Regions from separate parts of the Homo sapiens genome. Here region 2 is linked to region 1. Evidence: chromatin contacts called from ENCODE Hi-C or POLR2A ChIA-PET data. All regions are on one chromosome and are shown on one strand. Each heading gives the region's core, a stretch centred on a gene start or an enhancer-like site at or near the end of the contact. The rest is flanking DNA. Distances are from core to core; before and after follow the strand shown. Region 1 holds the start of DVL3 (dishevelled segment polarity protein 3). Region 2 has its middle 29 kb from the start of MIR4448.

Region 1 (3,983 bases), core at 922-3,421:
TAAGTAACAGTGACTGGATGTAATGGGGGCCCTCTTAAAACTGCAGTTAGGCCTTGGGATTGGGAGAGCAGCCCAGAGTTGTCCAGGCTTAGGAGGCAGGGGCCAGGTCCAGTGGGTCTGGAGATAAGTACAGGGTGGAGAGACAGCCTATCTTAGTCCCTCAAGGCATCTGGATCTGAGGTGGCCCCAGGGCACTGGACTCTGGCTCATCTTCCCCCATTCCTTATGTGGAGGCAGTAGCTTGATCCCTTCTAACCCTATTCTTCTCTTGCCAGGCCAAAGTATCCACCCCCTCACCCAGACCCCTTCTAGATCCATCCCTCCTCAGAATCTTCCAATTAGAGGTGTCTGTCTCTGGGCTGAAGGCAGACAATCATTATCACACCAGGAGCACCCCACCCCAGGGCAGGAACAACAACAGAAACAAGAATAGTTAGAATCTACAAAGCACTGCCCACTGTACAAAGCACTCTCACACACATGATTTCAGGGGCTCATCCAACCCTGAGTTCCAGGGCAGAAGGTGACAGCAAAACATGCCAGGCATTAGACAGAAGGTGCTTGCTTCCTAGTGCTAGGTGGGCCAGGGGCTTGGGAGAGAAGCCAGACAGATGAACACTGGGGAGAAGAATGTCTCCTCTTGGCTGTGGGGCCTCAGCTCCAAAGAGCAGTGCAGGCCTCAGGCTAGGGCTGGAGAGGCAGCCTTCAGGCCTGGAGGGGCCTTCCCCACCGCCTCCAGGCCCAGCGCCCAGTTAGTGAGGCGGCAGGCAAGTGTGGGCGCCTCCCCCTCCCCCAGTCTCCTGGGAGTTGGGGGGGTTCGAGGGGGATCAGCCAGGCCCCCCTCTTCCCAGGCCAGCTGCTTCAGAACCTTCCGGCTCCAACATTCCATCCCCTCTTAAAGGGAAAGTGACTGCTTCCAAACTGTGCCTGTCCAGATCTCTGCAGCTGGGTGGAAGGGAAGACCCCACCAGGGAGGGGAAGATAGAGAACACCAAGAAACTCTTCCTGGCTATCCCACCCAGGCCCCAGGCCCTTCCTAACGTCTCTCCACTGGCCACCAACTGGAGGAAAAAAGCCCGAATTGGAGGAAAGATCAGCACCTGGGTCAGTGAGGACTACTCCGCAGGGGTCAGGCTCTCTGTTCCGGTGACAACACCCACAACAGCCCACAAAGGAGAGGGCAGGCAGCTAGATAAACATCAGATCTGCAGACCCCGCTCGCGGCCAGGCGCCCGAGCACCCCCGACACCCCTCCCCCAGCTCAAAGTCCCAGCAGAGCCCTCAGATGCAGCATACTCCAAATATGGCTGGGAGCTGTGCTGCTGAAAAGATGAAGGGGGCGAAGAACGAGGGCCACACGACCCAAGTCTGTGCGGAAAAAGGTGGCTCTGGCTCCTCGGCAGGAGGAGGATGGGGGACTCGGGCTCTGAAACTAGGTGGAGGGGGGGTGTGTCTGTCTCTGTGGGCCACTGGTCTCTGAAGAGGTAAGGGGACCGCACCGGCAGGAACTCTGATTGCTAGTGGGGAATTGGACGTCCCCTTAAACAAGGGAGGCCAACGTCCCCTCTTCAGAGGTAAACGGGAGTTGCTACTGGGGCTGGAACCAAAGGGGCCCAAATGGGCCGAGTCGCCCCTAGAAGTCAGAGCGGGGCTAGGAGCCGGTGTAGCGAGGCAAGTCGAAACGGACCGCGTCATCCCTTAGAAGCCAGAGCGGCCGGGGCTCCCGGAGGCGGGGCGGGGGCCATCCTCACCCGAAATCGTCGTCCATAGACTTGAAGAAGAACTTATAGCTGGGTCGCTGCAAAACGCCCTTAAAGTCCGCCAAGGTGACGCGCTCGGCGGGCAGGGGCAGCTTCACAAGGTACGGCGTCTCCTGCCCATCCAAGTGGTAGATGATCTTGGTCTCGCCCATGGCTCTGGCCTCGGGCCCGGCGGCCCGCGCGCGGCCTGCTCGGGCGGCCGGGCCGAGCCTCCCAGACGGCGGCGGCGCGCGGCGCGGCCCAGCGGCTCAACCCAGCTCGGCGGCTGCTGGCGGCGCCAGCTCCCTTGTTCTCCGGCCGCTACCGGGTCCCAGCGCCGCCCGCCGCCGCCGCGGCCGCCGCTTCCGCTCCCCACTCTCCCGACTGGACTGGCGACCGCGACTCTTCCGGTGGCCGCGGCCCTCCCGGCCCAGGGCTTCGTCCGGGCCCGCTCCCCTCCTCCGGCCCGGCGCGGCCCCGCCCCGGCGCGCCCCGCCCCCGGCCGCCGCGGAGAGGCGCCGGCGTCGCGGCAGATGGCAGGGTTTCCCGCCCACTGGCCGGGCCGCGGCGCTCCGGTCCCGGGTCCCTAGAAACGGAAGGGGAGATTCACCGGGATGGCGGCGTTCCCGGACCCCTGAAGGCCCTGACTCCGGACCCAAGTGGGATCGGCGACTCCTCTGCAGTCCAGGAAGAGTGGAATGCAGGGATTGCTTTGGTCCCCAGAAATGGTCTGGGGAAAGAGGGTGGGTCTGACTCTGGATCCCTGGAGGAGAATGACCTCAACATGGCCCTTCAGTGTTTCTTGAGAAGCACAACTGCTGTCACTGAGTCTACTAAACTGATCTCGAGAGAAGGACAGCATCCAGTTCTGATTCCTCCCTATAACCTTAGCGTCCAGTTGCAAGGTAGTGGTTTAATAAATGGGTTGAATGCGGAATAAGTGGGGCCCGGGCGCGGTGGCTCACGCTTCTAATCCCAGCACTTTGGGAGGCCAAGGCGGGCGGATCGCCCGAGGTCGAGAGTTCAAGACCAGCCTGACCAACATGGAGAAACCCTGTCTCTACTAAAAATACAAAAAAATTAGCCGGGCGTGGTGGCGCATGCATGTAATCTCAGCTACTCGGGAGGCTGAGGCAGAAGAATCGCTTGAACACGGGCGGCGGAGGTTGCGGTGAGCCGAGATCGGTGAGTCGAGATCCTGCCTTTGCACTCCAGCCTGGGCAACAAAAGTGAAACTCCATCCCCCCTCGCCCCCCCCCAAAAAAAAAGATAAGTGGATGCATGCATGCCTAAGACAGTAAGTCTCAAACCAGAACTCCAGAACTAGGTATAGCCGGTTCCTCACAGATCTCCTCACCCCTTAACTTTTAATTCATTTAATAAATACTGAAGGCCTACTGTGTATAAGGCATATCGCATGAGATATAGCGATAGCGAGACAGACAAGGCTGCTCTCAGGACCTTCCCTCAGCTGGAGGGAAGCACATAGGCTTGTAAATACATAACTTCAGAGTGACCACTGCTATGAAGAAGGTAAAACAAAGTGATGGGATAGTGACAGGGGAAGCCAGGCGCAATGGCTCATGCCTGTAATTCCAACATTTTGGGAGGCTGAGGCAGGTGGATCACCTGAGGTTAGGAGTTCGAGACCAGCCTGGCCAAAATGGTGAAACCCCGTCTCTAGTAAAAATACAAAAATTAGCTGGACATGGTGGCGCATGCCTGTAGTCCCAGCTACTCGGGAGGCTGAGGCAGGAGAATCGCTTGAACCCGGGAGGTGGAGCTTGCAGTGAGCCGAGATCCCACCACTGCACTCCAGCCTGGGCGACAGAGCGAGACTCCGCCTCAAACAAAAACAAAAACAAAACAACCAAAACAAAACGAGAAAGAGGTTTCTGATTGGTTAGAGAAAACTTCTTCCAGAAAAAAAGACCTAGAAATAGCAAGGATGAAGTGGCTATGAGAAGATCTGGGGTGACAGCCTTCTAGGCAGAGGGCACAGCCAATATACAGGCTCAAGGCAGGAATAAACATGTTACATTTGAGGAATAAGAAGGCCATCATGACTAAAGGAACAGTCCTAGGTGAGGCTGGAAACATAGACCCGCCAGATTACATAGGGCCTTGGATGCTATGGTCTTAAGTATGGGCTCCTTCTACTCCATTTTATACACTGTTGCCAAATTAACACTAGAATAACAACATCATTCAGATACCTCTTCTACTCAGAAACCTTTCCACATT
Region 2 (3,983 bases), core at 445-2,944, 240 kb after region 1:
TGGGCACAGGAGACCAGAAACAAGACACAGGGAGATTATAGTCCAAAGGAGAAGAGAAACTTTAAGTAACTTGCTCACTTTTTCTCACCCTTTCTCCTCCTCTGAGTTTCTCGGTCATGACCTAGGAGTCCAGGGATGGCACCTGGCCAGTCCTGCCCTGGGTTATTCAGAGACACCCTTTCTCTCTTGTCCTTGGTATTCCCTATCTCCGATCTCCCTTCCTTTCCTAGGATGTGGTAAGATCTAAAGGTCCATTGTAATAAGGATGTGGGCCTGGGGCTGCTAGTTTCTGGGCCCTGGGCAACTCCTCCAGCCACAGGAGTCTTCAGGCACCAGACTCTCCGGACTAGCCCACCACGCTGCCTCTCAGTGCCAAAGGCGTGAAGTCGTCAACAGAAAGGTTTTGCTAGAGCAGCCTCTGTGTATATTTTCTCTGGGATCCTGACAGCTGATCAAAATACAGGGGCTGGATCCCAGCCACCTACCATTTGATATAATCGCTGGCATTCATACTTAGATAATAAGCAAAACAATGTTTGGCTAAGAGAAGTGACACCTTGGGAACATACATGCCATCCCGCCATGCCTACGTATGATCAGGTTCTACCCTTCAATCCCCAGCCGAGCCGTGTTGTACTTGGAGAAAGACTACCACTCCTTCAGTTTCAATACCCTTGGCGAGTCCTGGAGTCACTCTCGGAAATGGGCACATGAAGAAACCTGCTACTTCATCTTCCATAAAATCTCTGTTGGCAGGCCAGGCGTGGTGGCTCACACCTGTAACCCAGCACTTTGGGAAGCCAAGGTGGGCAGATCATGAGGTCAGGAGTTCGAGACCAGCCTGGCCAACATGGTGAAACCCTGTCTCTACTGAAAATACAAAATACAAAAATTAGCCAGGCGTGGGGGCAGGCACCTGTAATCCCAGCTACTTGGGAGGCTGAGGCAGGAGAACCACTTGAAACCGGAAAATAGAGGTTGCAGTGAGTTGATTGTGCCACTGCACTCCAGCCTGGGCAACAAGAGTGAAACTCTGTCTCAAAAAAAAAAAAAAAAAAAAAAAAAAAAATCTCTGTTGGCAGTTGTGTCCACACAAGAAATCCCTTTCAGAATCTGATCTCGGGAAAATTCTCTGCTTCTCAGTGAGGATTCTGGAACACATTGTTTCCTCCTTCTTATTTTAGCCGACAGGAAGCTCAGGGCCCTGTATGTTTATCTCAGCTTGTTTCCCTCATCCTTCATAATATTTTGATCTTTCCTTTTGACCGTCTTGAATATTATTTATTTATTCATTTATTGAAATGGAGTCTCGCTCTGTCTCCCAGGCTGGAGTGCAGTGGCACGATTTTAGCTCACTGCAACCTCCACCTCCCGAGTTCAAGCAATTCTGCCTCAGCCTCCCATGTAGCTGGGATTACAGGCCCGTGCCACCACGCCTGGCTAATTTCTTTATTTTCAGTAGAGATGGGATTTTGCCATGTCGGCCAGGCTGGTCTCGAACTCCTGACCTCAGGTGATCCACCTGCCTCGGCCTCCCAAAGTGCTGGGATTACAGGCATGAGTCACTGTGCCCAGCCTTGAATATTTTTAATATTTTAAATAATAGCTGCCATGAATCATTCTCGGATAAGATGAATATCCTGGGAACAATAAAGACATCATTCTGGTTGGATGGCTAATTCTACTGCCCTTGATGGGGTGCGATTGTGGGTGTGTGTGTTGGGGGCAGGGAGGGGGAGGATGTTGGCTGCCCTTTGCCACACTCTTCGGACACGAAGCCTCTCCCTGTGCCCTGAGATCATCCTGGCTGGAGCACAGCATGGCAGTGGCGAGTCCCACTGCCCCGCTCCCCTTACTCAAAGCTGGGCTTGAAGGAAAGCAGCTCCCCGTGGGAACTCCACTGGAACACTCTGCAAAATTCTAGATGCTGAGTTCATTGCAAGCTGTCAGGCAGCACGTCATCCTTTCTTCATCTACGAAACCTGGGGATGTGCAGAACCACTGGTCATAGAGTCACACCAAGAGTGAAAGAAGGAACTATTGATAATAAAATATGCAAAGCAGGGCTATGTCCTCTAGCGCTGGCCCGTGCCCTGGCTTGCCTGGATGTGGTCCCTGAGTCTGCCCCTCCTTCAGTTAGAGGATCCTGGGTCTCCCAGCCCTCCCCAGAAATAGCTCCTGTCCTTTGGGGCCTTCACATAATGTCTAGAGGCAGGCAAGCCCCCTGTATTTGTTCCCATTCACTCCCATGGGCACTGGGACACATTGGACAAGTTAAACACAACCGCAAGGAATGGAATTCTCCTTCTGTGTTCAGGTGCATGGAGGTAACTGGAGGGGGGTCTCTTCTGCCTAGTTCTCATTCCTTCCACCTCTAGTGGTCTCTGTAGCTCCTTATTTTTATCTCCTCCCTTTCCTAGTCAGGGAGAAGTAGGGGGTGGGCCTACCTTGCTGGAGTGGGGGTGTGGGGCGGAGCAACTTCCAGGCACTGAGTGTGGAGTGGGTACTGGGTTTGGGTCGCTCTAGAAGGGGAAAGGGGTGTTCTTTTGTTCTGAGATCTATCCACAGGAGGGGGTGTTGCGGGATCTACAGTGAGGGTCAGTCTGCTATGGGAAACGGCCCCTGCCTGGGCACAGGCCCATGGCTAAAGCTGTTGATCCAGCATTCCTTAACCACTGTTTCTCCAAGGGCCATGGAAGGGGCTCTCCCCTGGATGGGGTCTGCAGACAGACAAGGGAGGAGAAGAAAGAATACACCAGCTCTGAGGCCCTGGGGCAGCCTCAGGCGGGAAGCACACGCCAGGCCCGGGGGCAGCCTGAGCCACACGGAGGCCTCTGAGGCCAGGCCGGAACCTTTGGAAGTGTGACTAGCTCTGCTTCCTCGTGTGTGTGTTCTCTTAGCCTATAGGAACCTTCCTTGTGAGAATGCCAGCCTGTCACAGCTGGGAGGCAGCTGTGGAAAGAGAACACTGAATTTGGAGACTGAAGGCCTGGGTAGAATTGTGGCCGCCCTCCCACTTCCTTGAGCAAATCACTACACCTGCTGAGCCTTGCCTTCATCTGTGAGGGGATGAAGCCTTCACATAATAGCCTTCACCGTGCTGTAGAGGGGATAGATTTAGAAATTTGGTGTGGAAATACCTCATATAGGGAAGGGGCGCAGCCGCGTCATCTGTCATCTTAGTTGAATTGTTTTTGTTTTGTTTTGAGACGAAGTCTCGCTCTGTCACCCAGGCTGGAGTGCAGTGGTGTGATCTCGGCTCACTGCAACCTCCGCCTACCAGGTTCAAGCGATTCTCCTGCCTCAGCCTCCCGAGTAGCTGGGATTACAGGCACCCATCACACCTAGCTAATTTTTGTGTTTTCAGTAGAGATGGGGTTTCACCATGTTGGCCAGGCTGGTCTCGAACTCCTGATCTCGGGTGATCCACCCACCTCAGCCTCCCAAAGTGTTGGGATTACAGGTGTGAGCCACTGCGACCTGCCTGAGTTGTTCTTAGAGGAGCAGAGGCTGAGTGTTGTCCATTCTTGGCCTAGAAGTCAAACAAGGAAACAGAGAGGCCTGTGGTCTGGGGGGCAGGCATGGCTGGAATCATAAGGATATCACTGAGGGGGAAGGTGCAACTTGGACAGGGGCTGCCACAGGGTCAGCCACTCTGCATGGGAACTCCTGTAAGGGGGACCGTGTGGCCCACCTCCACCTGCTCACTGAGGAGGCCGCAGCTCACAATCAGACACGGAGGGCCTTGGCTGGGCGCAGGAGGGGCCGGTCACCCAGGGCCTCCGCTCCAAATCTGTGTTCCTGTGACCTGCCACCCTGGAATCTGATCGCACCCTGGCCCGTTGTGCTGGGTAGTCTCTGTTCCCAGTACCGTGTCCCAGCCTTAGCTGCCAGCATGCTGTCACCCTTGGGCACAGAGGGAGGGTAGGAAGTTTGTCAAAGTTCAACACACTTGGAAATGTTGAGCAGGCAAATCTCCTTTT

The links. A loop is a pair of places that touch in the nucleus more often than their neighbours do. ChIA-PET counts read pairs that join two places held with the same protein, here RNA polymerase II (POLR2A). Pooled maps may share reads with other maps.
Region 2: a pooled map shows a loop between it and region 1 (2.8-fold over the local background). The contact joins the enhancer-like site here to the promoter of DVL3 in region 1. A Hi-C loop is called at or near these places in 1 of 168 maps with a recorded cell type or tissue (heart right ventricle) and 2 of 50 pooled maps. POLR2A ChIA-PET finds 5 or more read pairs at or near these places in 3 of 52 experiments (GM10248, HEK293 and Panc1).

Annotation. Positions count from the first base shown.
Region 1 is chr3:184,153,565-184,157,547 of GRCh38, reverse strand. It overlaps DVL3 (dishevelled segment polarity protein 3), which reads right to left and starts at 2,171. Exons shown (of 15, transcript NM_004423.4): 1 at 1,752-2,171. The coding sequence starts at 1,912. RefSeq lists enhancers at 1-709, 710-1,587 and a silencer at 1,925-2,274.
Region 2 is chr3:183,913,507-183,917,489 of GRCh38, reverse strand. No RefSeq gene overlaps it. Among named protein-coding and RNA genes, the nearest start is that of MIR4448, 29 kb to the right of the region's middle. Within about 2 kb of position 1,694, at least 2 of the 41 ENCODE cell types and tissues checked have a DNase peak (open chromatin) inside an H3K27ac peak, as active enhancers do.